Linked DNA regions of Mus musculus: region 1 is linked to region 2. Evidence: chromatin loops called from intact Hi-C (ENCODE). Cell type or tissue: left cerebral cortex. All regions are shown on one strand. Links, peaks and the distances in the headings refer to the core of each region. The heading gives the core; the rest is flanking DNA.

Region 1 (16,063 bases), core at 4,121-12,120, 410 kb before region 2:
CTCATCATCAGCTTTTGACACAGAATTTTTGGCAGGGTACCTGTTGGCTTGGTACAGAATGTGTCTGTCCCCTGAGCCAACATCTTCTTAAAATGGCAGACGAAAATAAACCCAGCTGAGTTGGAGATAGTCATCCTGGCAACCACACATCTACTTTTTCCTGGAACATCAACTCTTAGGCAAGGACTATTTGCCTCTGTGCTAACTCAGGACCAGGACCAAGTCCTAGAGAACACCCCGTACCTCTGATGACTCTGAGAATGGACTCTGCCAGTGTAAGTGACTGGACTTGGCTTGGAACTCAGTGTTTTCTCAATTGCAGATCTTCACAAAGCTTGTGTTAATTGTTCTCCTACAACAGATAAGCCTAAGGTGTCCTGTTTAAGGAAATGTTCCTCTTTGAAAAAACTGCCTGTACTATAAACCCCTCCCTGAGGGGAGGACGAGAAATGTGCCCAGCTCCAAGATGTGGCCAGACAGCATTGTACAGCCTGGTAACTCTAGTCAGCCCCACCTTCAAGGATCCAAGTTCAGCAGAGGTGAAGAGTGCTTTCGTTCTGGTCACTCATTCACCAGGGGAAGCTGGACACCATCCGGTGAACCTGGTCTTGTGAAATCAGACAACCTAATTGCCCTTTACAGCTTGGTAAATGATATACTCCAACTGTGAGGGCTAAAGTTATATTTTAAGTTTTAATTCCTGTGCTGAAGGGATCTATAAAACAAAAATGTCTCTAACCTATAATGCAGATAACTTTCTCTGCCCACGGACAGATAACTTCCTGGATTCTGGGGGCTACTATTCATGCAAGATAACAAGCCATGAAAATGTTTTCACTTCTGTAAACAAGGTTGGTTGCTTCAACTTCTCAGGATGTCCTTAATCACATGGACCAGGAAGTACATAGGCAGGATGTATGCTTACCCCCAAGGCAGCAAATACACAGCCTTGTAGGTTGTGCCTTTATAATCACCAGATTAGCACAGTGTGAGGCCGTTTTCTGGGAATCCTGAGTATGGATCTGGGTAGAGTCCATAGTCTTGGCCAGCATTTAATAAAACTTACTTTAATTTTGGCTCAAAAATTGGGATAATGGTCCTATTCTCTCCCAGTAGGATCAACAGTAGGGCTCATAAAAGTTAATCCAGACCCAGGCTTCCAAGCTGATACCCTGGGTGATGAGCAGAGTGTCTAGTTGTCTAGCTGTGGATAGGACAAAAACCCTCAGAGGTTTCTACACCACTCTTGGAATCTTTGGAGAGGCCTTATATGCTGCCTCAGTAACTTAAGTGCTGGGACGGGGCATATAACTCAGTTGTAGAGTGCTTGCTTTGCATTCACGAAGCGCTGGCATCTGTCTCGGCACCATGTAAGTAAGGAACTGTAACACATTCTTGTGATCCTCTAATTTTGGAGGTAGAGGAAGAAGAATCAGTGTTCTTGGTTCTCCTCAACTATGTAATTAGAAGGGTCATCTAGGCCTAGGTAATACTCACTAAACTAAAAACCAAGGCAAATAACAACAACGAAAACCAACACAGATTCCATACACATCGGAAAAGCAGACTCTGGAGAGATTTCTAGAATGTTCTCCAATTTGGTTCATTCTCCAGGTTTTTGTTCTGTTTTGTTTTGTTTTTTACTTTCCAACTAATGAAACTATTTTATGTTGACAGCTAAAGTGGTTGGCTTTAGTGATTTTTTTTTTATTTCTTTTGGGTTGTTGAGCTTTGATCTTCCTCTTGGGGTATGACTTACAGTGGGCAGTGGCACCGTACTCTCAGTTTGTGGTCAGCCTGGGATCACAAATGTGAGCAACCAATACTCTCCAGCATGGTTGCTTAGCTGGTTTGTCCAGTAGGTGATGGGTGTTAAGTGATATTTTCATCTACTGAGGGGCTTATCAGGATATGATCTCATTGTGGTTGAGTAGCATCGTTAATTGTTTTGAAAACACTATTAACTATGGATTCCTTAAGACTTAATCTGTGTCAATTTATTTACATATGTTGCCTGTTTAAATCTTAACACATTTCACATCCAGTAGTCTTATTCCCCTAGAATCAGCAAAAAAGCAATGGTGTTACATAGCCACAATACCAGAATCATTATTCACTCTCTGTCGTGTGTGTGTGTGTGTGTGTGTGTGTCCTTATGCAGAGGCCAGAGAAGAGTATAGTATGTCTTTCTCTGATGGTTTCAGTTCCTTGAGACACTGTCTCCCACTGAACCAGAAGATTAGCATTTAGTTGGAGTTGCCTGGCCAATGAACTTTCAGAATCTGCCTGTCTCTACCGTGCAAAGCTGAGGGTATACAAGAGAGCAGCCAGCCATGCCTGGCTTTTTACTTGCATGTTGGAGATTTGATCTCAGGTTTTCATTCTTGCAAAGCAGGAGCTCTTAGCCATTGGGCCTCTTGAGAGGCATTATTTAAAATCAGGAGTACCTGCTACCACTACTCACATGTTGGAATCCTGCTCCCTGAAAGGCAGTGTCTGGGTCATTTCCCTGGTTTACCTTGAAGGTAAACTGCAGCCAGGGCAGTTTTACCAGGGGAAAGTAGGAGTGGGTGGAAGGTCCACTTTTTTTTCCTTGGAAAGATTCTGCAGCTCTGTATGGAAATCAAGAATGCAGGAAATAAGAATAACTGAATTTTGAGTCATCTTTGGTAAGCACTGTGTCAAATTTTAAATGGCAAGAAGCTAGCTGGGGAAGAACACAGTATTTTTAGAAGCTGAAATTTATTTTAACCAAACAAGTTAAAGAGCATGTGTTACATCTCCACTCCTGCTAGGATCTTTCAGATGACTCCTGCTGTGTTTTAAGAAAGAAACTGCTTAATGAAACTTACTATTTTGTAGGGTAACTAAAAAGGTTAATAATGGGGAAAAAAGGAAAGCTGTTCCTTCCATTAAGAACTGCAAAGTTGTTTTATTTTGCTTAACATTTCTTTATTCAGTGTGTGTTTGGAACAGCAGGGGGTGGGGAGGCTCTTGTTGGCTGGAGCACCTGAGCAGAGGTCAAGGGACCTCTGCTGCCTCTTTCTGCCACGTGGGCTCTGGGTATTGGAAGCGCTGTTGTACAACAAATCACCTTGCCAGCCTTGCTTGGATGTTTTTGAAAGTCACCCAAATTCTTTAGTCAAGTAGTAATGAGAAAATAAGCTTCATTTATTATTTACTTAGAATGGAATCACCAGAAATTGCATAGTTACTGCTGACTTGAATCTTTCCAGCTAGATATTTAAATAGATGGACTATATAAAAATGGTATTATGATACAAATGTTCTGCCACAGTTGATAGAATACTTGCCTGGCACATACAAAGGTCTGTGTTTGATCTTCAGCACTACGTATACCACACATGGTGTGCATGCCTGTAATCCTAGCACTCTGAAGGTTCACACAGGAAGATCAGAAGTTCAGTCATCTTTAGCTACATAAGGCTTCATGAGACACTATCCCAAAAGGAGGAAAAATTACCAAGATAACAAAACCACTGAATTTAAAGAAAAATCAAATGAAGTACATTGAAAAAAAAAAATCAAAAGTACGGAGTTTCAAAAGCTCGTTTTGTCTTTGACTCAGGGTGTGCTAATTACACTGACTTGATCATTAGCAACTGTCTGGATCTGTCAAAATATCTCACCATACCTATAAATTTATACAAGTACACATGAAGAAGAAAAGCAATTTCTCCATTAGAAGTACTTTCTACAGAAGCTCTTCAATGTTATATGAAAGGTTGTGAGAAACACTTAGAGGTAGAGGTATTTTCTTCAATTTTAGATAACAGAGAATGGAGGTATGTCACAGCCCCTACTGCTACTCCCCCATTTGTTGCGAGTTGTGTTCTTGCATTATCTTCAACTTGCTGGGACAAATGTCTGGGATCTTAATTTAGATCCTACTTTTGGAGTCTGCTTCTCTCGCTCTGGCTGTCTCATTGCTTTAGGTTTTGGGGGTAGTCACCTCAAGAGCCAGAGCAAAAGCAGAAAGAGGAAGAAGGGACTGCGGTCCCACAATCCTCTGCCAGGGCAAGCCTGCATGGCCTGAAGACTGTCCCTGAGGCGCCACCTTTCAAAGACAGTACCACTGCGAGGGGAACCCAGCCTTAGCAGAAAGAGCCCTGGGGGACACTAGTCGGCCATCACTGCAAAGAGAGGCCCATTGGACGTGCAAACTTTATATGCCCCAGTACAGGGGAACGCCAGGGCCAAAAAGGGTGAGTGGGTGGGCAGGGGAGTGGGGGGGGGTGGGTATGGGGGACTTTTGGTATAGCATTGGAAATGTAAATGAGCTAAATACCTAATAAAAAATGGGAAAAAAAAGATTTTGACTTTAACACCCTCTCCTCCTTTTCTTTCTTTTCCTTTGAATCTGGATTTCACCTATCTCAGACTTGCCTCAAACCCTCCGGGTAGTTGAGGGTGACCTTGAACTTCTTGTCCTCCCACCTCATCTTCCATATCTGGGATCACAGAGAGTTCTGCCATTCCTGATTTTTGAAATGCTGGAGCTAGAACTCGGGGCTTTGTCCATTTCACTAACTAGACGAGCATTCCACCACCAAGCTCCATAATTACTCTGTTCAAGCTGCCCCTATTGACAGTGCTCAGCTCTTGTGATTGTAATCTCTACCATGGTAGTGTAACTTCCCTGTGTCTCAAGCTCTCTGCCAGGCTTCACGCTCAGCTGCTTTCATCTTTCTTATGTTTTCTCTCTCACCTGCTTAAGTTTCACTGTCCTATTTTCCCAGGAGGTCACATGGCCCTTGTTCTCTGATTCCTTTATTTTGAAAAGATCCATGCTTGTCATCATTCTAGAATGATGTCCTTACTAAATGCTCCGGAGTCACTGTTTCTTTTCATTAAAATTTTGTGTATGTTTCTCCAAGGCTCAATCATTGTATGTTATTAAGGAGACCCATGAGGTCAGTTTGATTTTTTTTTCCTTACCAACCCCTCCCTTTTTAAAATTTTTTTAAGTTTATGAATCAAAATTCTCCAGAGAAATGGAACCAGGTGTGTGTGTGTGTGTGTGTGTGTGTGTGTGTTTTGTCATAAAGAATATGTACATAGGGTGGAATAGATGCAACTTAAATAAATAAGAGGTTGGTTTTTTTTAAGTTTAAAAACCACACTATTTAAAAATATATGTGGGCACATATGCACTACAGTGCTTAGTGCATTTCTACAGTTGATTTCAGGTTATCAGGCTTGGCAGAAGGTGTCTTTACCCACAGGACCATCTTGTTACCTCTACTTTGCTGTTGTAAAAAGTTAACTTAGTTGGTTTGTGTGACTCTGGAGGCTTGGCGTTTCCAACATCCATTTGTACATGTTAAGGTACAGACCCTGGAGAGCCAAGATGTTCCAGGACCACCTGGATCTGAAACACCAGGAGCCAGAAACTGATGGTGATGGTTTAACTTCAAGGCAACCGGGCTTGAAAGCAGCGCTAGTTACTTATCTTTGTAGTGCTGGGCATTGAACCCAGGGCCTTGTGTGGTTATGCAAGTGTTCTGTCAACTGAACTGCATCCCTACCTGCTTCACTTTTGGATGATCTTGACAAAATACTGGCCAGACTCAAGCCAAGGGAGGAAAATTTATTCTGGCTCATGGTTTCAGAGGGTGTCAGTCCATGGGAAGAAGATGCTGGTGGCAGTGGGAGTGTGAGAGAGCTTCTTCCCTCTGTGGTGGACTAGGAATCAGAAATGGAACAGCAGCTGGGCTCTAACCTCTAAAGGTTATCTACTTCTGCCAGTCAGGCCTCATCGTCTAAAAATTCCACAGCTTCCCAAACAGCACATCAGCTGGGAAGGAATCATTCAAACATGAGACTGGCGGGACATTTCAGATTCAAACCATGGTAGGACTCAATGAGAAGAGGTCCTCAGTTTTTCTCTGAGGGTTGGAGAAGACCAAAGATCAAGGCCTGAGAACACCCTTGGATTCAGCTCTCCCCTCTTGTCCTCCCCTCCCCTCCCCTCCTCTCCTCTTTTCCTTCCCTTTCTCTTCCCTCCCTTTTTTCCTTCCTTCCTTCCTTCCTTCTTTCCTTTCTTCCTTGACTCAGGGTCTCATGTAACCTCTGTTGTACAGGCAGAAATGACCTTCAGCTGCTCCTAACTTAGCCTCTTGAATACAGAGGTTGTAGACAACACCATGACAGGCTTATGAAGTACAGTTCAGGGCTTCATGCACGCAAGAGGCAAGCACTCTACCCAATGAGCCACATTCTCAGTCTAGTGCTAAATTTACACTTTGACTTTTGAAATTTTACACTCGAGTCTGGTGAGATGGCCTGAAGACCCAAGTTCAGTCTCTGGGCTATACATGGTAGAAGGAGAGAACCTAGTCCCCTAAATTGTCCTCTAGCCTCCACACACACACTGTGGTGCACATGCCTTGCCCTAATAAATGAATAGTTGTTCAATTCTTTTTTTACACTTTCAATTCCTGTAGTGCCCACGTTCCCTTGCCTCCTGGGCTCAGTGACTGGTTTTGCACAGATGGAGACCATCAGATCCCTTTGACTCTCATGCAGTACTAAGTTCACATGCTTACTAATTCGTGTTTTTTTCAAACAAGCTCAAATAATTTCCTTCTGGGCTTGAAGTTGGTTTTTGTTCTAGATCTTTTTCTTCCTCCCTCCTTTTGTCTTCCCATTCCTCCCTTCTTTCCTCTTTCTTTCTCTTCTCTCCCTCCACCCTTAATTATTTTCTTTCCAAACCTCTCTTCTGCTCTCCCCTCCTCTCATTCCTTCCTCCTTGACTTTTCCTCTCCTCTGTCCTTTCTCCTTGTAAGGCTGTCTTCCTCTCTTGCCTTTTTCCTCTGTCCATAGTAGACATCAAGTCCTTTTGACCCCTTGTGATTTCTGACCAAGGACTGAAATCTCACACCTTCTTTTACTGTTTACATCCTGAAGTGAACAGTTTCTATGGCTCTGGGGTCTCATGCTTATGATTAAAGCTGGAAGAAGCCAGCTTACTTTTATGGGAAGCCTCTTTCTCTCCCAAAGTTTGGCTTTTTAAATGGAACATTAACACCCATTCTCTCCTTGTTCTGCTGTGCTTTGTGCTGTGCTTTGAATCGATGCCTAAGGACATTCTTAAATCTATATTCTGTTCAACTGTTATGTGTTTGAGGTTATTCTTTATTTCATTTCCTTTCGTGTTTTCAGAAATTGTAAGCCAGGAATTGGAATGATAAGCAAGGGAACTAAAGAAATGGACTCACATAAGTCCAGTGACATTTTCTCTTTTTCAGTTAAGAAGTGCCATCTTGTTGCAATACAAGCAGACTATGTTTTGGAAAGGAAAGAGGCCTGGGCTTCAGAAGGATCCTTAGCATCCAGGCCTAGGGTTCACTGTCCACTGTTGCATCTGGGAGAGCTTCCTTGGCTCTCATTTCCCAAAGCTGTGGGATGGGATAAGAGCATCTGCCCTGAGTCCCTCTTAGAGCTCTCCAAGGCTCTAGTGAGGCAAGGGAAAAGGGTTTCCCTAGACTGTAATCTCAACGCTGGGAGACTGAGGCAAGAAGATGGTAAGATCATCAGGCAGCCTGACCTACAAAGTGAAACCCTTTGTTTTATGATTCAAAACACCAAATCAAGCGAAGGAATGAGCTAGTTGGGGGTATCAGAACATAGTGAGTGACAAGGAGAGGAAGTATGTTTACTCTGGCAGGTGTTCTAGGTCAGTTCTGCTGAGCTTGTCTGGTTTAAATGTTTACACAGTCAGAGACAGGTAACTCACTGTCTGTGATTTATGCTATCCCCGTTAGTATGCTTCCCCAGAGCTTTCACACTGAGGGGTGGCTAGCAGCATTATGTTTCGATTACGTTACCCTTCGTTCTGTACTTTGAGAGATTGGTACTGTTGTGTTTTACCTGGATAGAATTTCTTCTCAAAGTACAAGTATATACATAAAAAATTATGTTTCAAGAACATAAAATCTCTGATCTTGAAAGAGCAGTGTGCAAGTCTGACCACAAGGGTTGCTGCACAATTCAACCTGGAGCACTCAGAGAAGATGACTTGATTTTGAGTCTTATTCTCCTTTCCTCCTTTCTTCCTTTCCTCCTTTCTTCCCTTCCTCCTTTCCTCCTTTCCTCCCTCCCTCCCCCCTCCCTCCCTCCCTCCCTCCCTCCCTCCCTCCCTCCCTCCCTCTCCCTCCCTCCCTCCCTCTCCCTCCCTCCCTCCCTCCCTCCCTCCCTCCCTCCCTCCCTCCCTCCCTCCCTCTCCCTCCCTCCCTCCCTCTCTCCCTCCCTTCCTCCCTTCCTCCCTTCCTTTCTTCTTTTCATCCTCTGTAGATTTTTTTTTCCTGATCATATGTAGCCCAGCGTGGGCTTGAACTTGTTATGTATCTGAGGTTGATTAAATCTCCTCTCTCCATCTCCCAAGTACTATGATTGCATGCATATGCCTGTATGCCTGGTTTATACAACTTTGGAAATCAAATCCAGGGCTTCATGGCTGTTAAGCAAGCACACATCAACTGAGCCACATCCCTAGTCATAGTGTTTATACTTTGCTTACACGTGCATGCCTCGTGTGTGTGTGTGTGTGTGTGTGTTATATGCACGTATATGCTTGTGTCGTGTGCCTATACATGTGAGCAAGAAATCAAAATAGGACAGCTGTATCCTACTTTATCAATTTCTGCTCTGTTCCTGAGATGGTCTTTCATTGAAGTTGGAAGTTGGTACTTAGCTGGTAACCAGCAAGCTCCAGAAGGCCCCTTATCTCTGTCTCCCACAGCGATGGGCTTACAGGTGCTTGGGGCCATTCCCAGCATCTGTATTTATTCAAGTGGATTCTTGGATACAAACATAAATCGTCAAGCTTGTATAACATGTGTTCTTACCATGGGACAATCGATCCAGCCTCATGTTTATAATTTTTAATTTAATTTGGGTGAATTGTTAATTCTTTTTTAACATAATATTTTTATTAATTCTTTGGGAATTTCACACCATGCACCCTTATCACATTCATTTTCCAGTCTGTCCAGGTCCTTCCCACCCTGTGACTCCTCCAAATAAAGATTAAAATTAAATTAAATTAAGCTAAATTAATAAAACAATCTCCCCCTCAAAAAATAAAACAACTCAAGTCCAACCTGTGCTATCTATATACCCACTGGAGCGTGGTCAAACTGTCAGTGGCCTGCTGCTTAACTAGAACTGAGTCCTTCCCCTCCCATACCCCTGCAGAGCTATCAATGGTGGAGAGCTAACTTCAGCATCCTTATCACACTTTTAAGAGTTCTCTTCAGTGGTTTCCTGTTTTAGGCTATTTCTTTTGAGGTGGGGGTTTGACAGGTGGAATGGTGGTGATTGGGGTAGAAGTAGGGATTGTCACAGAACCTTCTATGTTGCTCTTGTCAACTATGTGTCTGCAATCACCAATGTCACTGCAGAACTAGCTGTTTTGCTCTTTACAGTTAGCTGAAACGTGGACCATAGGCTTCCATATGATTTCTGGCATAGACCATAAACATGGCCCTGGCTGCAGAAGACCAAAAAAAACCAGACAAGGCAGCCTCGACTATGGGCATCATTCATGGCTTCCAGTGGCAGCACAGGCTACTCCCATCAATATGGCCATAGCAGCAGCACAGCCCATGGATATAAACATGGTTCAGGCTGCAGCGCAGACTACAGATATCCAAGTGTCCATTGTTGGTAACACAGGACATCAACAGAGACCTTGCTGCAGTAAAGATTAAACTAAAATTAATTCAGTTTAATTATTTAATCTCATGACCCAGACATTGTCCTCAGTGAAGCGTGAATCCAGACACAGCCATGGCCTTAGACAGCAGCACAGGTTACTCACATTTATATGGTACATGCTGGCACCCAGACCACAGACATCAATGTGACTTCAGGCTGCAGCATAGCCCACAGACATCTGCATGGCCTTCAGTGGTAACACAGTCCACAGACATACATCTGGCTTCAGACACACAGACACACTGACACACATCTGGCTTCAGTAGAACCCAGACATGGCCCTCTGTGGCAGCACGGTTTGAATATCACCTTGGCACAGGTCACTCACAGCAGCCGGTTCCTCACCACTGTCATGTATCCACAGCATATACGCCACTCTGGTTTTTCCTATCTTTCCCATCTCTCACACAAGGCAGGGCAGCCTTTGCTAACTCTTTTATATTCACCTAGACTTTTATATTGTCCTAGACTTCAATCACAAGTCTAAGACAAGATACTTTCTAGGTAACCGTGGCTCTCAACCATCACATCTTGTAAACATCAGCTTGAGGTGGAATGTTGCTACAGAGTCTGAAACTATGTGGGCACTCAGAGACTGGAAGATGAAATGTTCAAAGGCTTGGTTCTGCAATGTCCCAAATTGCACCTGTGTTAATAAAATGGTGTTTTCAGCTCACTGTGAAACATTTCTAAGTTACCCTTGGGAACCATCATCTGTAGTGTGTGGCCAAGTTCTGCAACAAATATTGACTGTTTTTATTTTTAGAATTCATGTTATTTAGAAACAGATTCTTCCTATTTCTCAGAAATGTATCTGGTATAGGTCTGCTTTCCTTAATCCTTAGCTATAGAATCCTTTTAAATTGGTAGTGGAGACTGAAAACGGAGCCTTAGACTGAAACACATTAGAAGTCAGGAACCCACATAAAATTTACCACATTGTTCCCTTCACTGTTAGGATGAAAAGGAAAACCAGCAGGGAGGAAGGAAGGAAGGAAGGAAACCTTTTCAGAAGACTTACAATGCACCTTCAGCTGATTCCACTGTATGTGTGGGGGCAACGCTTTTATTCTTGGTCCCTAAGAAAGAGTGTTTATTTCAGACTTGAGCACCATTCTGGGGATTGTCGTCATGTATCAGGAACACATAAGAAGCCTGGGCCTATTAAGGAAGACCAGCTAAATGTTCTACGTTTGCTGTTACCTATGAGAAGAAGATAGATTATTGGTTAAGTTTGCTAATATTGCTAATACACATTGTTATTCTCCAACTTTCCCTCACTGCTTCTCCACAGGGTGTTGCGTAGCCACCCAGCATTTACATCAGGTCTGGTAATGTTAACTCTGGCCCTCTTGTTAATCACGCAAAGTCTTTAAAAACGGAGCCATAGTCTTAGCCAGTGGACAGTATTTTTAGCTCACTGATTTCATTCTGTTGGATTTCTCTGAGCCATGAACGTGAGCATGTCTCCTTGACTCCACAGTCTTTCCTGTCTCCTAGTTTAGTACCATGGCTCCATAGCTCCCGTGTGGAGGAATGATGCATCCTCTTCTAGACTGTTCTTCCACTGTCGATCATGATCATCTCCTCTCCAGGGCTATTCAAGTGTTGCTAAAGACACTATTGGCTTTTGCATATCGATTTTATATCCTGCAATTTTCTCAAACTCGTTTATAATTGCATACACCTTTTGTGCAGCCTCTCTTAGGTTTCTTACATAGATGACCTCATAAAAAGACAGATTTACTGATTTACCGATCTCCTTTGTTTAGATGTCTTTGGCTTCTACCTGGATACAGATAACTTTTTTGCTTGCCTGAGGCAGTAAGTTCTCAGCTGAGTGGCAGGCCTGTCCTCTAAAGACCTTTAGAGCCCCAGGTCTTTGTTTTCTGATCATTTGCCCCAGATGCCCCAGTTCTTATTTAAAAATATTTTAAAAATTATTTTCTGTGTGAATTGGGTGAGACGGAGTGTGTGTGTGTGTGTGTGTGTGTGTGTGTGTGTGTGTGTGTGCGCGCGTGTCCCAGGGAGCATGTGGAAGTCAGAGGGCAGCTTGGGGGAGTCAGTTCTCTCCATCACCAAGTGGCCTGATTCTTTAATAACCAAACTCAGATCACCGGGTTTGGTGGACAAGCCTGTACCAGCTGAGCAATTTTTCTGATCCACTTGTTGGATTTTTTTCCCCCAAGGAGGAAGTTATTATTACTTTATCTTGTCTAGAGTTGTAAGTCTGCTCAGAGTGTTTAAAATATTATTCTGAAGGATATCTTATAAGCTCCACAGAACTTGATGGACCAAGACGGGATAAATAGGGGAGCCCTGTGACCCATGGCTGCTGAAAGGGAGTGTCACTGGGAGTCTTCAAAGCAGAGGGAGGCTGGGAAGTTATTCTTCCCTTTGTACTTGGTCTCCTGATCCTCCAGGTATAGATATCAGGCTCCAATGTCCTCGTTGCTATAATAAAGTACCTGACAAGAACTAACTTGTGGGGGAAAGGTTGATCTTGGCTCATAGTGTAAGGATACAATTAACCATGGTGGAAAGACATAGAACCAGGGGAGTGAGGCAGTGGGCCGCACAGTGTCCACAGTCAGAACTAAGGAATGCTGAAGCTCAGCTCACTTTCTCAGCCTTTCCCTTTATTAAGGCTCTAAGGCCCTAGACAAGTAAAGAGCTGCCTGCACTTAGAGTAGGTTTTGCCTCCTCAGGAAATAACCTCACATACACATCCTGAAGTGTGTCTCCTAGGCCATTCTAAATCCAGTCGAGTTGATGTTGAAAATTGTCCTAGTTAGGTTCTATTGTCTTCCTAGGATAGTCTACAGTCTTCTGACAGAAAAACCTTAGCAGGGGAATTGCCTAAATCAGGCTGGTTTGTGGATAGATCCTGGAGGGACTGTCTTGATTGTTTTAATGGATATAGGAGGGTCTGTTCTGCTGTGGGCAGCTCCATTTTCTGGACAGGTGGTCCTGAGCTGTATGAGAAACTTAACTGAGTAGGAACCTGAAAGAGTGTGAGCCAGAGAGCACAGAAAGCAGGCCAACAAGCAGCATCCCTCCATGGTTTCTGTTTCCTAGTCCCTGCTTTGAGTTCTCACCCTGGCTTCCCTCAAGAATGGACTGTGACCTGTAACTGTAAGATAAATTAGGCCTTTCCTCACTGAATTATTTTTGGCCAGAGTGTTCTATCACAGCAACAGAGCAAAACTAGAACAAGGCTGAGCTCTGGCAGAGAGAGGTAGATAGAAACAGACGTGTGCAGGAAAGAGGGGCTGACTGAAATGACAGACTAGAAATCTTCCTAGAAAGGACTGTACCATTGAGAAATGACTGCTTACCATAATTTTAAAGAACATCAAACATAAGTAACTCTATAATGGAAAAAAATCATTCCACTCCAGAGGGGTATCTTTTATGCTCACGTGTGTGTTCGTGTGTGTGCATGTAATCTGAAGGCCAGAGGTTGGCTTCAATTGTTATCCCCAGGAGCAGCATCCAGCATCTCTGACATGAGTCTCTCGTTGGCCTGAAACTTACCAATTCAGCTCGGCTGCTAGGTCATGGAGCCAGGGAAATCTCCCTGTCGCCACCTTCTCCGGGCCGGGACTGCACACAATCATCACTGCTATGCCTGGCATTTACAGGCATTGTGTGGATTCAGCTCAGACCCTCCTGTTGCAAGGCAAGCAGGTTCCTGATGGAGCCACCTGCTCAAACTCTAACAGAATCTACTGATGTTACTACTGGCAGTCCCTACTACAAAGTCACACTGTGTGGCCATTTCTTTCATCTAATAAAAGTCACACTGACATAAAACAAAAATCCCAAGACTTTAATCTTAAAGACTTATAATATCCATAATATCCACACTGTAGTCATGTAACCCTAATTCTACCTTAGAATTCATTATAATAAAAAGAATAAATTATAGTGTTTGTTCCTTTCCAAGTTTCTAAAATTACATTTTAAACCCCAGTTATAATATATATCCACCATTTTATAAGAGTACCGAAAAGAACAGCTGTCTGTGAAATTCTTTGATACCTCATATAGCTCCTGAACTCAGTGGGATTAAAAGACTAAATGATACTATTATTAATATGAGTCTTTTGAAATTAGTCAAAGCTTGGCTCAAGTTGAAACTCTTAGTACAATAAATTCTTGCTTTCAGTATTATGCAGTTCTCTAGTCAGTGGTTTGGAACTTGTGTCAAGATAAGAAAACACAAGAAATAACTTATTCATATAAAATAATGTTCAACAATTGATGTAGAGATTAGATCTATTTTACTTAGACTCCATGAGAATTCAGATGAGTATATTTGTATTACTACATGACAAAGGCTTTGATATGACTCAGTTGGTAGAGCACTTGCCTAGAATGCCAGAGGCCCAGGGTTCCATCCCTAGTTCTGCATAAACTTAGCATGGCGGTGCATGAATGTAATCCCAGCACTGGTGAGGTGGACATAGGAGGATCAGAAGTTCAAAATTACCCTTGTCTACATAATGAGCTTTAGGCCAGTCTGGGCTATAGGGAAAATCTACCTCACAGCAACCCAAACAAAAACCAAAAAGGAGGCAAAATGTTATCTGAACATGATGATATCTTTCAGCCTTTGAGTTATACCTGCCATAGCTGTCACATGTAGTCTATCCTGATCATGTGTTGTACAAGCATCTTTAAGACTGCTTTGTTTTCTCAGAGATGTAGAAAACTGGATCCATGAGGAAGGCTAGAGTAGATGCTAGTTAACATCCCTTGCCATGAAGTACAGCTGACTTTATCAAGCCAGGATCCCCTTGAAGTCACAGTGAGTGCCTGCTATGGCGGTTGTAAGGGCTGGGTGAGAAGGGAAGCAGCTTGCAGCTTTAGTTCAAGAATATATTAGCTTTAAAGGTTAATCATGAAACTGTAACTTTTCTTAGAGAATGCCTTTTGGTCAATAAGCTGTTGTCTATCATGCAGATTAATAATTAGTCTGAAAATAAATCAGATTTACCCAAAGAGAGAAGAAGCTCATCTCCTTCGTCTGGTTGTTGTTGTTGTTGTTGTTGTGTTTTTATTTGTTTCATTTTGGTTTTAGTTTTGAATCATCCATAGACTCTGAGAGTGGACCCTGGAAATTTCATCCAGATGCTGACTCTGGGGTTTCATGGGTTAAAACCTTTTATCCGGCATAGAATGGACATGCTATCCACAGTGCATCATATGTGCAATTCACAACGTTTTTCATGCTGCCATCATGAGTAGACAGTGTAAGAAAAATGATTCAGTCCTTCTCATAGCTGGGAAGGTATCTCTAGCAGTTCTTTTACATAGGGGTAGAAAAAAACATCTTAGGTTAGTAACTTCCAGAGTAAAGGGTCATATCTTATGGTTTTATTGCTGTGAAGAGACACCATGACCACATAATATTTAAAGGAAAACATTTAACTGGGTCTGGTTTATGGTTCAAAGGTTTAGTTCATTGTCATCATGGTGAGAAGCATGGTGGCACACAGGCAGACCTGATGCTGGGGAGGAATCTGAGAGTTCTACATATGGATCTGCAGGCAGCAAGAAGCGTGTGTGAGCCACACTGAGTCCAGCTTGAGCATCTGAGACCTGAATGCCTGCCTCCAGTGACAAACTTCCTCTAATAAGGCAATACTTACTCCAACATGGCCACATTTCCTAATAGTGCCACTCCCTGTGAGCCTATGAGGGTCCTTTTCTTTCAAACCACCACAGATTAACATCATTGAGAAGTTTGGGTTTAGCCCTGAGGAAAAATAGGAAAATATAAAATAGCTAATAGAACACGAGACTATATGGTAGATAATATAATAGTTAAATAGACATAGAAGAGACTGTAAAAACTGTATCAGGATATAAGTGCTGGATTGTCGTTTAAAAAGCACAACATGGACTGGGGAAGTGGCTCAGTCAGTGGGTGTGCTTGCCTTGCAAGCATGAAGACCTAAGTTTGTTCCTCACACCTATGTGAGACCTAGGTGTGGTGTACACAAAATCCCAGTGCTGTCGAGGTGGAGATGGGAAGATTCTTCAGTCTACTGCTCAGTCTGTCCAAATTGATGAGTGGTGACCTCGAGTTTTAGTGAGACTCTGCCTCAAAAAAATGAGGTAGCAATTGACAAAGGAATACACTGGACATTCACAACTGGCTCCACATAGGACATGTTTGTAAAAGAGTGTGTATGTTTGTGTGTGTGTGTGTGCATGTGCTCATGTCCAGAGAGCATGCCAACCAAACAGAGGAGAGAACATTATCTAACTTATTTTTATCTCATTATAAAATACTGTTACACCTTTTCAGGAT
Region 2 (16,063 bases), core at 4,005-12,004:
CAAATTTAACACTCAGGAAATTGGACCCTGCACCTCACTGGGACAGGGACAGCACAGAAGATCTGACCCTAGTGGTGGGTGGCAGGTGAGCCACTTCTGAGGGTGAGAGTGCAGGAGAGCTGGCCTTGACACTCCTCTGCTGAGGTGACATGGGTACGGAGAGGTGCCCTCTATCGCTTCACCCCTTACCACCTGGGGCAGTTGGGAGAGCTGGCCCTGGAGTCATAAGAGCAGGTGAGCTAGCCTTGTCCCTCTCTGGGTGCAGCACTGGAACAAGCAGGCCGTGCACCTCGCCTGGGCAGAAGGGTTGTGCTGGTTATGGCTGAGGGGGCACAGATGAGCCAGCCCCAAGGCCAAGAGCATAGGAGATCAGCCCCAACACTCATCTGGTGTGAAGTGACATGCCTGCAGGGGGGATGCTGTCTCCCCAACCCTTGCCACCTGCAGCAGCAGAGAGAGGTAGCCCTGAGGTCATGAGAGTAGGAGACCTAGCCCTGCCACCCTCACTCCAGAAGAGTGGGCCCTGTACCTTCCCTGTTTAACACAGTGAAGCTGGCCCTGATGGCAAAGTCACAGGTAAGCCAGCAGGGAGGGCATGAGAAAGCCTTTCATAGTCTAAAGCACTTGGGAGAGTGGGTGCCTATACCCTGACTGGGCACCACAGTAGAACTGCCCTCTGGAGGCATGGGTGAAGTTGAGCTTTCTACTTGCTCAGATCCCAAGGCATGAGAGCAAGAAAGATACACACTGTGACATACTGCAGACTTCACGATGAGGTCTCTTGTATGAGTTGTTGTTGTTTGTGTGTGTTGTGTTTTAGTGGGGAGGCTATAAGATGAAGTGAGGATATGAGGGGACAGGAGATAAGCAAGACTGAGGTGCATGATGGAAAACTCACAAAGAATCAATGAAAAGTTAAAAAAAAAGAAGCCTATTCTTTTCTAATGAGAGAAAGGGAGGAGATTGCAGTGGAGACAAGGTGGGACAGGAACTGGGAGGAGTAGAGAAAGAGAGGAAACTCCTATGTAATAATCAAGACACATTGTATGAGAAGAGAATCTGTTTCCAATAAAAGAAAAAAGGGTGAGAGGGAGTAGAGCTTCATAAGTAATGCTAGCACTACATTTTGGATGTGCAAAACTCCTCCTAATCTTAATTCCCCTCCCCTCCCCTCCCCTCCCCTCCCCTCCCCTCCCCTCCCCTCTTCCCTCCTCTCCTCTCCCCTCCTCTCCTCCTCTTTTTCTCAATCTCTCTCTCTGTCTCTCTCTGTGTCTCTCTCTGTGTCTCTCTCTGTGTCTCTGTCTCTGTCTCTGTCTCTGTCTCTGTCTCTGTCTCTGTCTCTCTCTCTCTCTCTCTCTCTCTCTCTCTCTATATATATATATATATATATATATATATATATATATATATCTGTGTGTGTGTGTTTGTATGTGTGTGTGTGTGTGTGTGTGTGTGTGTGTGTGTGTACAGGACAGAGGTTAACCTCACTGCTCATCAGGAGTTGTCCACTTTGATTTTTGAGACAGGATATCTCACTGTCCTGGAATTTGCCATGTAGTTAAGTCCGTCGGACCAATTAGCACCAGTTAAAAGTGTGTAACCAATAAGCACCAAGCATCTTCCTGTCTTCTCCTTCCCAGCGGAGGAATGACAAGTATTGCCACCATGCCAGAATTGTTAGAGGGTTCTGGGGTACTATGGCCCTTGTGATTTGTGGAAAGAAATTTGCTGCCTGAATCACCTCTTCAGTTCTAATATGGCTTCTTTTTCTTTTTAAGATTCATTTTATTTTTAATTATAAGTATGCACTGACATGGATATAGGTATATTTGGAGGTCAGATAAGATAAGATCAGCTTCCCTGAAACATATGTTATAGGTAGTTGTATGCTCCCTAGAACAGGTGCTGAGAGCTGAATTGGCCTGCTTTTACTGCTATGATAAGACATTCTGCCAAGGCAATTTTTAGAAGAAAGTGTTTAACTTGGGGCTGATAATTTCTGAGGGTGAGTTCATTACCATTATGGAGTGGAACATTACAGTAGGTCAGCAGGCAAAGTACTGGAGCAGTAGCCAAGAGCTTGGTCCACAAGCACAAGGCTAGTTGAATATCCTATAGATGTTTGAAATTTCAAAGCCCACTCCAGTGATATAATATTTTTCAATAAGGCCATACCTCCTAATCCTTTCCAAGTAATTCCACCAGTTGTGGTCAAAGTATTCAAATATTTGAGCCCGTGGGAACCATTCTCTCTCTTTCTTTCTTTCTTTCTTTCTTTCTTTCTTTCTTTCTTTCTTTCTTTCTTTCTTTCTTTCTTTCTTTCTTTCTTTCTTTCTTTCTGAGACAGGATTTCTCTGTGTAGCCTGGCTATCCTGGAACTCACTCTGTAGACCAGGCTAGCCTTGAACTCAGAAGTCCTCCTGCCTCTGCCTCCCAAGTGCTGGGATTAAAGGCATGCACCACCACTGTCTGGCCTGTGGGGACCATTCTTGTTCATACCACCACACTGATGTTAGATGCAATAGTACAGGCTATCTCAAGTGTCTGCCATCATAACTTCCCTCCCATAATAGACTATCCTCTGTTTCACTATAAGCCCTAATTGACCATTCCTCCTACAAGTCACTTCTTGACAAGTATTTGGTCACAGAGACAAGAAAAGAAGCAAATAACCCACTAAAGTCTGCAGTCAGAAAGGGGAATTGCTGAGGAAGAACATAAGTGCTATCTGGGCAGAGGCAATGCTAAGGTTAACAGTGAAGTTGGGAGAGGGAGGTGGATCAGTGGAGAAAGGATGATATTATTGGGCTGGACGAGTTTGGAAAGTCTCATTCTGTGATTCTATCATCAGTTTTGCCTTTCCCCAGATCCTTATTGTATATCAGCTCTCACCAGCGTTTTTTCCTGTGCACTTTTAAATATGCTATCTAATCTCAAGAACCTGATAGAGGAGCCATACTTCCTACATTTCAGGGTTCTCATTCATGCCTTTGGTCTTTGGTTAATAGAAGGGATTGATATCTTGCCTATCACTTGGTGACTTTGTGAGGTACCTTGGAAACATTGCAGGAATGACTAAGGACAGTGAAATAAAAGCTACTGTTGGTTCTGAGCAAAGCACTTAGGCCAGGAACACTGAGGAAGTAAAGTGATTTGAGAGGAAGCTTGATACTGGCTTAGGGAAAGATGGGGGAGGAGGAGCCTAGTACAGTGTATAGACTTGGTGGTAGTTTCTATAGTGTGGTCAGACCTTTGCCTCCTGCTTTCCTGCAGAGCCTCTCCGCAGTGAGACATGCAGCCCTGATTCCTATGGGCCACTGAACAGAAGAATTCAGGCATGTGTAATGATAATCAATTGTCCAGTGTGACACGAGGCTATATCTAATCATCTTCCTTCCAGGGAGGTTCAGGCAGAGGAAATAACTCCAAATAAGTTTGCTTCTGCAAGATTTATCTTCTACTCTTTGAAACACAGTAATAATTATGGAGTGGAAATTCCTGCCTGGCCAATTTCATATCAGTTCTGTGACACTGAAGAGCATTTGCTACAATATAGTGATAAGGACAGATTCAGACCAAGTTCTTATAAATTTCATACTACTCTGTATTAGACTTTTTTTCTCATTAAAAAATAAAGTTATGTTGATGACTGATCCCAGGGTGAGTGCTAGGCCAGTGCTTGGTCATAACTTAGCTTTTCCTCCTCATTTTTTAAACCAGTGTGGAACTGAAACATATCCTTCTAATCACACACTAGATTTTTACAGTGACCTTCATAGAAATAAAATGTGTATGCCATGAAATTGTCAGTTGAGAAATAATATAATGCATAAACTACTGGTCCAAGTCGATTGCACTAAAAATAAAAAAAAAATGGCCTTATTTTTAAGTGTTCTATTTGAGATATTTTAATATGCTCTTTTTGGATATTCTGATCATAAAATAAAGCTTTTACATATTAATAGCAAAATTGCATAGACTAATTATTTTCTTTTTCTTTGTGGTTATGTAGAGAAATGTTTTGCTACTTGAGATCATTAAAAAAAATTTTAAATATTAACTTGGGAGGGATGGGAAAATAGCTTGATTGCATGTGTGTATCTTTCATTTGTGAATCCAGAACTCTGGGGCGGGTGCAGAGCTGCATGAGCACCCGCTGGAGCATAGAGAAGACCTTTAACAATTTACTGCTACAATCCACCTCCATTGAGACAAAGTCCTTCATTGGCCTGGAGTCCACCAGTTAACTAGACTGGCTGGCCAGTAAGTCCTAGGATCCTTCTGCTTATCTCAGTCACCTCAGACTGGGGTCAGAAGCATATGTCACCATGCCCAGCATTTTTACAGGGGTCGGAGATCAAACTCAGCTCTTCATTCTTGCATGGCTGTACTTTACCAATCAAGCTATTTTCCTGGAGGAGAGTATGTTAGACATGTGGGAGTTCAGGAATGGCCCAGCCATTGAGGTGGCCTACACACTCCCATCCAATATTCCTGAGGTGATACTTGCTAAATCTATATTTCATCTCTGCTAGGCCAGACTCGGTTGGAGAAGTGGCCCCTGAGGCTACTTTCCCAGATTCTTACATGTCGGGGGGCTCTAACGTCTAATCTCTCTGCTTCTCCATCTTGGCGATTCTACTCCTTCTCTCTTCTGCATTTCTTGCTCGGAAATCCTAAAAGTACTACCTCTGCCGCTGGCTCTTTATTGAACAGTCAAAACAAACAAACAACCAAACCAAACCAAACAAGCAAAAAAAAAAAAAAAAAAACCCAACTGTTGTCAGGGACCTGCAGCAGACGTGCGAATTATCGTGTAAGCACAAATCAAATCCCCAACAATAGATGATAGTCTTGAGAATGGTACCAAGGGTTGTACTCTGCCCATAGCCCCTCCCCCCCATACACACAATTAATTATCTTGAACCTTATTCTTGCTGATAAATTGCAGCACTTGGCAAAAAAAAAAAAAACCTCATGAGTATTTGGGAACAACAGTCTGCTAGGGCATATGATTAAAATTTGTTTTCTCTTTTTAACAAAATAGAGATATAAAGTGTACTCACTAGTTTTATGTCGAGTTGACATAAGCTAGAGTTAACTGAGGCAGAGGCAGGCAGATTTCTGAGTTGGAGGTGAGCCTGGTCTACAGAGTGAGTTCCAGGATAGCCAGGGCTATACAAAGAAACCCTGTCTTGAAGGGAAAAAAAAAACACAAAAACAAACAAACAAACAAAAACAAAATAAAAAAACCAAACAACAACAACAACAACAACAACCCAAAAGCAATGTTTAAGGTGGAACACACCCCAAGAAACTGGGGAGACGTACAAGGTGCTTGTAGTATGAGATGAGAAAAGATTCAGGAGTAACTGGAGACCTGAGAGCTGTTTCTGGAAGGATACTGGACTCAGAGGTACTTTTAGTATTTTTCTATGTGATGTGTATATGATTTTTACACCTGTATAAAGGGTTAGAAACATTTTGAAACATCAGCAAAACAGCCAAAGATGAATAGATTCTAGTCACCAAATCCCCTTTGGCCATTACCTCACTCAGGGTCTGGGCTGTGCATGCTTTGAATGCTTTCACAGATAGCATTGACAAGTGACGAATGTCACTTGTCTCGATAGCATGTCCCTTCCCTTTCCTTAGTTCTCAGTGACACACGTGACTCAACTGATTTAAATTTCACTTATCTCACTTGAAAGTCTACCATATTTGTTGCCACTAAATCTTTCATCTTCAGTCCTTACTTATTTTATTCTCTGTCATCTGGCAATGCATGCTTCAGGAAAACATGAAATGAAGGATTTGTTTGTTTGTTTTGTTTTTATCTCCAAATTGTATGGTAGCATATAGTTCACTATGTGAGTTCAATATATCTCCAGTGTAAGTTGACTGTGCATGATCTTTTCTGGTGATGTGTGCCCTGGATATAACATGATCAGTGCTCAAGAGCACACTGACAGCTGTGCAAGCTCGAGTGCTGGATCGATCATTTTGTGCCTGTTTCCTTATCTGTGAAATGGGGCAAATCAATACTACATAGATTAATAGAAACACTGAGTTCTGTTTACGTTCTGTGGCATATGGCAATTTCTATTGGAATATGTACTTATCTGGTTTCCTTTTGTAGCCTGAGTTTGGTCTCCCCCAAAACATCTACAGGCAGACATTAGGCATGTATTCCTTAGATTCAGGAAGTCTTCTTCCATGTTGGCTGGTACCATGAGTCATTTATCAGTTTCTTCCCCGTGAGGCTTGTCTCAAATTCCCAGCCTTTTCAGCATCCTCTGATCACGCTTTGCTTTCATTGGCTTCAGACAAGATCTCATGTAGGTCAGGGTGGTTTCACTCACTGTTGTAGCCAAAGATGATCTTGAACTTCTGAATTGTGTGTGTGTGCATGGACAGTGTGTGAGTTAGGGTTCGTGTGAGTTCAGGTGTGCATGTGTGCATGTCTACATGTATAGACCAGAGGATAGGCCTGGGTCTTGTCCCTTAGGTGTTGTACACCTGTTTTTAAGACATGGTATCTTACTAGATCATGGGGCTCAAAGATTAGGAAGCCGACAGCTAGCAAGGTCCTGGGGCCCTCCAGTCTCTGCCTCGATAGAGCTGGGATTTCAAGTATATTTGATGTGTGGACTTTTACAAAGGTGCTGGGGATTGAATTTAGATCCTCGTAGTTGTGCAGCAAGCACGTTATAGACCTGACATGTCATCATTCTCTGATCTGAAACTTCTGATTCATCTTCTAATACTAAGGCTACAGTCATGCACCACGGAACCCAGCATATATGATACTGGGTATGCAACCCAAGGATTCCTGCATACTAGGCAAGCACTCTAGACCCTCACCCCCAGGCATCTGGTTAACATTTAGAGGTATACTTTTTAAATTTCGTCTTCCTTGGTCTATGCTTTATGTTTACTGTTCTGGGAAAAGAGTTTGTGCTTAGCCACTTCACTATAGGAAGCCTAACTTTCCTATCCCAAGGACACAGCTTATTCTATTTTTCAATGTACCACATGGAGTTGTATCATCTGAGTTTCATTGTTTTGCAATAGTTAGTCCCCACTGTGGCTTCTTCTGACCCATCTATGAAATCCAGTTTTTAATGTACCATGCAATAACAGAAAAGGGAGGTAAGTTTTGTTTAAATGATTGATATTCTGTATACAAACATTGGGTAAGAAACAAACCTCTTCTTTCCATTCCCTTCCTGCTCCATCATCTATGGCTCTTGTCTGTCAATTTAAAATTTTTAGTTTAGAACTAAAAGCAAAATGGAACTCTTGTAATTTCATTTATATATTAGAGCTAATTGTTTTTATGATGCTTAGCATTTCTGTGTTCAGAGGCTTTTGAATGTGCACTGGGACATAGAATTTATGACCCAGGATTTTGATCTCTAGCAGAACAGATCAATAGGGGTTTACCTGTTAGTAAAGGCTCTCCTGGTTCAGGAGGCTGGCCACAACCATCTCTATGATCCTGAAGTTGGGTGGTAGCATGGGCCACTACAGAGTTACGTGCTTAGAAAAAAGGTGACCCCTGCTGAGGGTTCCAGACACTCACTTTTAGTGCATAGGAAAAAAATGAAGTAAATATTAAGCAAACCAGTATTATTTTTGGATAGAAGACCCTGCCTTTTTTTTCTTTTTCTCCCAGTGATGCATTCTTAGACTTAGCAACCGAAAGCAGAAACACTAAAAACAAACTTTCTTTTTTCTTCCTAACTGCATTCCCCACATGGCTGACAGTAGGTTAAAAATACTTGGCTGGTAGGAAAAGTGAGAGATGAGATGACTCAGTCCCTCCACAAAAAGACTCTGCCAGAGCTGGTCAGGCCCAGCAGCACCAGACATCATGTCCTACTAGGCCACCTTCAAGATGTGAGAATCTGGCCTGCCTGTGACTAAATAGAAAAAGATTTATGAAGGTGACAAAAAAATGTCAGGATGATGATTAAAGAAACACAATTCAACTCTTACTCCTAATTAAAAACAGTAGAGAGTTCTTGGTACAAGCCCAACTCTTTTGAGCTCAGAACTTGTGTTCTGCAGGCCACATGCTCAGCACCCTGGTCTGGTTTGGTCTACCAGTTCATCAGTATGCTAATTGAGCTTGTGACTCCCTTTCAGCAATTCTTACACATTGTTCTGAGCATTTAGACAAGAATTTGTACTTCCCCAACTGGCTGAAAGCTAGTTTTGACATTTAACTTATAACTCACTGTAATACTCACTTCTACTATTCTATCTTCTTTTTTTCCTTTCTGCCTTCCCCATTCTCTCATTTTCTTCCCTCCCTTCTTTCCCTCCTTCTTCATGTCCCCTATCCTTCCCTCTTCTTTGGTTTCTCTTCCATCTTAATTTCTCTGTCTCTTCTTTTTATCTTTCTTTTCCCCCATAGCTGGTTGTTTAGCAAATTTTTAAACAAAACTTTAATTTCATAGTTTTAGAAAACTACTGAAAAAGGGGAAGACAGTTTGGGGAGCTCCCATGTGCCCCTCATTCACTTTTCCTCATGAAAGGCATCATATATTAGTAAGGCTCATACAGTAGTAAGGATCGTACATTAGTAAGTTGTGTTTGTTGCAGTATGTGAACAATATTAAGTTTTAAGTAAAAACTATATAAATGACATGGAATTACATGATCATAAGAAATTATTCCATTGCTTTTGTGTTGAACTCTGGTTCCCACAGGCAATCTGTGCTACACTTCAATAGTTTCCTGATGTGGTATGTAGCCTTTCCAGATTACTGTGACATGCTGCTTGAGTGCTTCTTGCCACTATACAGACTTTTTTCTTCACAGTAAAGTCTTCCAGCTGTAGTAGTAGAAGAAGCTCTCAGTGACACACTTGTAAACTTCTTTCATGCCAGTATTCCTACCATGTCTTTGTCACTTAGGATCACTATTGCTATGATGAAACAAAATGGCCAAAGCCACTTGGGGAGGAAAGGGTTTATATGGCTTATGTTTCCATATCACTGTTCATCATCAAAGGAAGTCAAGACAGAGACTGAAACAGGAACTTCGAGGCAGGAGATGATACAAAGGCTGTGGAAGTATGCTGCTTACTGCCATGCTCCCCTTGGCTTGCTTAGCTGGCTTTCTTATTGAACCCAGGACCAACACCCCAGTGGTGTCCCCATTTTCAATAAACTGGGCCCTCCCATATCAATCATTAATTTAAAAAATGCCCTACAGCCCAGGCTCCTAGGCATTTTCATTTCTCCCTCTCTTGGGTGACTATACCCTATGTCAGGTTGTCATAAAACTAGCCATTACACCCAACAAGGCATCCTTTTTATCCAAAGTCTGAACTTCATCTTTATTTCCTTGGTACACCAGTATCTATTTTCTCTTCCAAACTCCCAGTTATGGTTCCATATTATATTTGGTACCTATGTCTCTGTGGAATGCCAGAAAGGTCCAACCTTCAGCCACCTAATAGGCTGCATGCACTCTATGATAGCTGAGTTGGGCCTAAAAAGTTTGAAAATTGCAGTGTTATGTTTCAATGTCAAAAGGGTGGATGGCCCTATGTAGAGACTCTTCTTGTCTAAGAATTTTCCAGAACATCAGTATTTTAAAACTATATTGACAACTTGAGTGAAAACTGACTGGTGCTCTGGGATTGTTCATCAACTGTTATATATCTGGTATTTCTTATGATTAGGCTCTACCAACGGACTTTGAAAGACTGTAAAATGTGGTGTCTAGGGCATTTGACTGGAGTTGCTTCTCAATGTTATTTGCCCTCATAGCCTGATGGGAAGGTTGAACAATACCCTCTGGAAATACATTAGTATGCACAGTAGACTTAAAGAATAGATAATTAAACCCTGCTTCCTGGAAGGTGATAGGCCAACATAAATTATTCGCAATTCTTCTGCACAAGAGATTTATTGATTCTCTATTGCTTTGCCTAATGCAATCATTTAAAGGTATCAGTTTTGGGGCTGAGGCTATATCCGAAATTGGTAGAGGGATTCCTGGCATGCTGAGGCCCAAGGTTTTGATGCTCAGCACACACATCTGTTATCCGAGCACTCAGGAGATAGGTAGGGACAGACTGATCAGAAGTTCAGGGCCACTCTCAGCTACACAAAGAGTTTTAGATTTCCTCTCTCAAAATATAATATAAAAATGTCAGTTTGAATGCATGGTTATTAGTTTTATGATTTGATTAAAATAATCTCGTTTATTTTTCTGTTCAACAGAGAGGAAAGTTTATTTTAAAAAACCACAGTCTTTCACGTACATTTTTTTCTCCTTTAATTTTTTAAAAAAAGATTATATGCATGAGTGCTTTGGCTGTATGAATGTCTATGTACAAGTTATGTGCCTTGTGCCTGAGGAGGCCAGAAGTGACCATCAAATTCCCTGGATCTGCAATTACAGATGGTTGTGAGTCTCCCTTATGGGTCCTGGAACTGAACATCTCTGCAATGGTAGCAAGAGATGTTAACCACTGAACCATCTCTTTAGCTCTGATGCACTCCTCTTCACGTTCTTGATGACTGTAAACTGAATGTACAGTCTGCATATTCACACACACACACACACACACACACACACACACACACACACACACATACACACACACACAAACACACACACAATCAACTCAAGACACCAGCTATTCTCAATCAAGAAAATATTGAATAGAAATAAAAGTTATTAGAGTATTGTAAAATTAATAGTGACTGTCTTTTTCCTTTACAGACATTTATTCTAATTTGAACTTATTTTCTTCCTTTCCTTCCCAAATATTGGGATTATAGGTATGCACCACAGTGCCTGGTTTATAAGGTCCTTGGACTTGAACTAAGGGCCTGGTACATGCTAGGTACTCTATCAGCTGAGCTATATCCACACTATCCCCAATTTGAACTTCCAAGATGAAAAAGGTATGATATTATATTAATCAAAATATAACAAAAGTATATTTCCAGAAGTTTTTTTTTTTAATTAAAGTAACGCTATGTCTCAAAGCTGTGAATAAGCTGCTTATTGTGAATTTTTCTTTATATTTTTCTAAGTTCTTCTAGAGCTGTTACTGTCCATGTGACCCCAGGAGATTGAAGGCCATACCACATTTAATCAGTAGTCTTGTTTTGCCAGAGGGAGAAGAGATTGGTTGTACCCTGACTAAAATGCTCCATCTGTTACAGTGGCCTTCACAGTCTAGTCTCTGTCAACTCACCTGCCACACACACCATTCCAGTTATTAGAAAAGAAGTTTAGAAAATCAGCAGTCACTCCCTAGATAGATATCTTTTAAAAGGCTGTTCCTGACCCTTCTCTCCCTGAGGAGCTGTTGGCAGTTAAGAACTCTGAGGGGGAGAGGAGCCATTTTCTCCAGTGCTGCAGCCACTGGTTAGATGGCTGTGCTCCAGTAAATAACATCCCATCCATACTCTTGCATAAAAATCCTGATTATACTCAGTGGATCACACACAAAAACGATGATACCTGGAGTGAATCTGATCAAATTATACTATATGCATCAGACAATCCTTAAAGGAAACCAGTGTCATTCACCTGGTTGACCTGATTCAATGCTCTTTCTCACCAGCACCTGCTTTGCTGATGACACCAGGACCCTTTCTAGGTCCTCACCACCCCACCCCACCCCTGCTGTCCTGTGTGGCTACTTGCACCCTCACAGAGTGAAACTAGGAGGTGGTTCTTTGTGAATCACTTTTCTGTGTCCTCCAGTCTGTCCTGTGGTGAGTTTCCTTGCTGGGTGTGACCTACTGACCTACTGCTTGCAGATCACTTTCCTTGAACACTCCAGGGTGTCCTGAATGAATGGGGCCCTGGGTTAGAACAAGCTGAGATGACCAGTTGTCTCACAGAGACGGTTCTGGAATTCATGGCTTATTTTCTGAAAGATAAGAAAGAACAAGTGTCTGGCTGAAGTTTCATTGTGCTGTGTGGAGATGGAGTGTCATCTGATTGCCCACTGAAGTCCAGTGTTAGTGAGAAGCATCAGACTACTCAAGGAGATGGGGGATGCTGAAGACTGCAGAAGGAAAGGACCAGTAGGAATTGGGTTGTGGAGAGCAGTCTGGGCTCTGGGGGACATGCCTGTAATAGAGCTCCACCCCTGACCTCCACATCACAGAAGCCTTTGAGTAAGGCTTTAAGTTTGCATCTGAAAATCTTTAGCTCAGTTCTTAGCTTTCTTTATCTCTTTCGAGAAATAAATTTTCTAGACCTCTGTCCTCTCATTTGTAACCAAATATATTGGGCCAAAATGCTCTTAATTCTAAAGTTCTGTGGTATGTAAGTTTTTTGAAAAGTCCATAAAAGTGACTCATTAGCTAATATAGAACTGAATTGTGTGGCCACAAAGAAAATCTTTTTGTTTGTGTTTTTGAGACAGGATTCCAGTATGGACCCCTAGCTGGGATTCACTATGTAGATCTCAAGTGAGCTGCCACTTTCCTGCCTTCTGCCTCCCACGCTCTAGGATACACAGGCATGATCACTCATGCCTGGGCAAAAATAGATTTTAAACTCTCTCTCTCTCTCTCTCTCTCTCTCTCTCTCTCTCTCTCTCTCTCTCTCTCTCTCTCTCCAAAGATAAAAACAAACCAAAAGCACAGAGTGGATTTAGACACATCCTTCCTACTCAGGCGTGTTGAGGCTGTAGCTCTGGGCACAGAGGAGTGAATAGGTCAGGGCATTTCCCTGAAGCGTGGACAGACAATCTTCCACTGCTCCCTCCCTCCATCTCCATGTTCCTTGTCAGGATCTAAAAGTCAGACTGGGAGCTCACCTTTCAGGGCTGCTTCCTACACCCAAATACTCCCTAAAACCAAGAGCCTTTCCACCCTCAGCCTTGTCAAATCTTTGGCCAATTAATTAGTCCCTAACCCATTAGACCCGAACCTCACATGATGCTTTCTTCAGACAGAGTCAGGGTTCTAAAAAACTGCCCAAGCTTGAGTCTTCCTTGTATCTCTTAGTCCCCTTTCCTTAAGGATGAGGCTGCCACTGCCCCACTGTTCTGGAAGCTCATAGTATTGGCTGCTCAATTCTTTGGAAACCCAGCACAGCTTCCCCTCCCCCCAGCTGCCTTGGCAACAAAGATGAAAAAGGTTCTCAGAACAGTCCACAGCCAAGAAGGGCTCTCTGGGAGACGCTCTTCTGACAGAACCAGGCTGTTAAGACAGAGTCTATTTTCTTCATGCTTAAAATACATTGCTGTGTGTGTGAGCTGCCTCCGGGTTTGGGTGACAAGTTCTCCTATTTTTGTCACATTGCCCTGGTTTCACTGCTCTCCCACCACCCAGTGTCCTGAGAAGTCCTTCTGAGTGACAAAATGTCCCCTTTAATAAATCAAACCGTCCATGTGGGGATCACACCACTTGAAATAAGACCCTGTGGAATGTGGGCAAGCCAAGCTGTTGCTGGCACTGCAGCAGCCCCTGAGCTGGAATCTCCAGCACACATGCTTTGATTTAATTGGCCTAATGAGTCTGGGCTGGATGTGACCACATGATCAATCAGGTTCTAGTTATGAGATGTTGAAAAATGGGATTACAGTAGAGAAAAGGCTTTTGGCAAATTGACTACAGCCAGGAAGCTGAGAAGGCTTGATTTAACAATCGAATCGTTTTCCCTTTATTTTTGTCCCATCCCTTGCATGCTGATAAATCACAACAAAACTGAGGTGGGTGCCTTACTTGTATGTATTATTCATCTTGCAAGTCCCTGCTCTGTTTTGATCTAAAAATGCTTTTGTTTTTCAAACGCAATAGGTTTTGTCTTGTGTGACACTAAAAACAAAACAAAACAAAACAAAACAACAACCTCCCCACCCCAAAAAAAAAAAAAAAACCAATGAAGGTTTGCTGTCTAGAACAATGAAATGCCCTTATTAGAATCTTGTTGTCCTTGTAATAGACTGGGGAAGGGAGATAAGTGTATTTTGTATAGACGTGTACATATATGAAATCATTAGTTTGAACACTTACCTGCAAGTTTAGTTACTTATCAACCCCAGTCATTTCATTACTGTTTATATAATGAGGCCCTTGATGGGCTAGCAAGATTCTGGCATGTGGGTCCCCTCCCCCCATGTTTTTCTGTGCTTGCTCAAGGGAGGAAGGCCTTGAGTCATTTCAGGACAGAGGCTCCTTGAGCAGACATTGTTCCACTGTGGGAAATTAAGGGAACTTGGCAAGCATGGTTGGTTTTCTTCTTGACTCGTTAGGCCTGAGGGAAACACAGGTATCAGTGGCATACGGCATTCTGCTAGTCATCTCTAAAAATCTCTACAGAGAATTTTTACTTGTTATTTAACTGATCTTTGGTCAAACTTGTAAGATTGAAACAAATTTACTCAACTTTGGGAACTGGTTAACTTCTTACTGTTTAAATACATAAAGTTTTTTCCTTCATTTCCTTTGTAATGTGGGTGAGAGGTTTTATTTTATTTTAGTTCTTGCCCTGGAGCTTCCTTTCAACATTAGTGGGAATAGAGAATCTTAAATTTCTAGAATATTCTGAGCAAAGGCACTCTACTGCCGAAAGGACATTTTCATATGCCACACTACACTGTTTTTGTACATCTTGGCCCAGGGAAGTTCTTAATCACTCTGCTGTCAAGGAGCATATGGTTTGGATCTAGGCTCCACCCCTCATTAGCAGGTTTTCATGAATGAGATGGTAACCAAAGACCACTGCATAAGTCATGATGCAATGTGTCTGGCAGAGCTGAAGGTGTCCTAAAGAGATACCCATGTCTCTCTATGACTATCAAACCACTGGAACAGGAACCCTAAGAAATGGGAATTTCCCCACAGTAGGAGAACAAAACATGCCAGCCGGACTGGAAACTTAGCTCTCTGAAAGAATGAAACCCTTGCAACTAGGCTGAAACCACACCTTGACAAGACATAGGACAGCCTGTCCATAGCCATTTGTTTATCTCATTTCAGGATGATGAGGGAGAGTTTCACTGGATCTCTTCATCCCTCTTTCGCAAGTGGCCAGTTTAAATATACCTCTCTTTCTCTTTGCTTTTATTATCAATGTTATTGTTATTAATTTTTTGGCTCTTTTAATTGGTTATTGAAGGTGGACAGTTGAACTAGATTTGTTAGTGTATAGGCTGTGATCTTAAAGGCTAGTAATGGTGACTTCTGAGAAACTTCAGAAGTCATCTTCGTATGCAAACTGTCCATCTTCTTTGGAGTAAGTCAAACCCTAGATATCCGACTCACAAATCCTTGCTTTTCCTATGACACACAGCTGGGAAAGCATCTCCCATCATCCTCAGTAAAGCGATGAACATGCTAGATTCACTTTTGTGTTTCCTATTATATCCTATTATTATTGACATCACTTTTATTTTTAAAACTTTTACATTTATTTGTGTGTGTATGTGTGTGTGTGTGTGTAAACATACCATGGTGCACATGTAAGGTCAGAGTACAGCTTATGGAAGTTGGTTCTCTCCTTTTACTATGTAAGTTCCTGGAATTGAACTTAGTCATAAGGTTTGGCTTCAAGTACTCTTATTTACTGAACCATCTCAGTTGCTTTTATTATTTCTTCTTATTCTCCTCCTCTTCTTCACTCTCTTTAGCTTCTCTTCAACTACTGAGTAAGTTATGAGACTTTTATTTTTAATTTTTTTTGAGATAGCATCTTGTCATCCAGGTTGGCCTCAAGTTTTCTGCTTAGCCAATGGTGGCTTTGGATTTCTGTACCTCTCAAATGCTGGGATCACATGAGCATGACCATGTTCAGCTTTCTGAACTTGTAAAATACACTTCTGGTCATAGAAGCTGGAATAGACGTTGACATCTATAACTGTGTTCTTTCCTCCCTCCCTCTTTCTCTCCCTCTCAACTTCCTCCTTCTTTCCATTAAAAAAAACAAAAAGAAAAAAAAAACCTATTCCTTTTCTTTCTAAAAGCACTAAACAGTCCTGCCTATGTCTTCTTATTTGTGTACAGGTTCAAAGTTCCTCTGAAGGGCAGTTGTGCTCTATATTAAATACTTAAAGCCGGGAGAATTGGTT

Evidence for each region. Hi-C counts contacts between places; a loop is a spot of excess contacts. Peaks named below come from ENCODE experiments on the same cell type or tissue, not always from the same donor. Only the 100,000 strongest peaks of a DNase experiment are listed, where the experiment ranks them.
Region 1: it touches region 2 in a loop (3-fold over the local background); 2 of 42 quality-filtered maps call a loop at or near these places.

Annotation. Positions count from the first base shown.
Region 1 is chr3:21,971,168-21,987,230 of GRCm38, reverse strand. No RefSeq gene overlaps it. Among named protein-coding and RNA genes, the nearest start is that of Gm31813, 15 kb to the right of the region's middle. In left cerebral cortex, for the core only: a CTCF peak has its summit at 7,960; no DNase peak of the experiment used is centred there.
Region 2 is chr3:21,561,717-21,577,779 of GRCm38, reverse strand. No RefSeq gene overlaps it. Among named protein-coding and RNA genes, the nearest start is that of Gm31610, 80 kb to the right of the region's middle. In left cerebral cortex, for the core only: no CTCF peak of the experiment used is centred there; DNase peaks (open chromatin) are centred at 7,830 and 8,789; H3K27ac peaks cover 1,799 bases.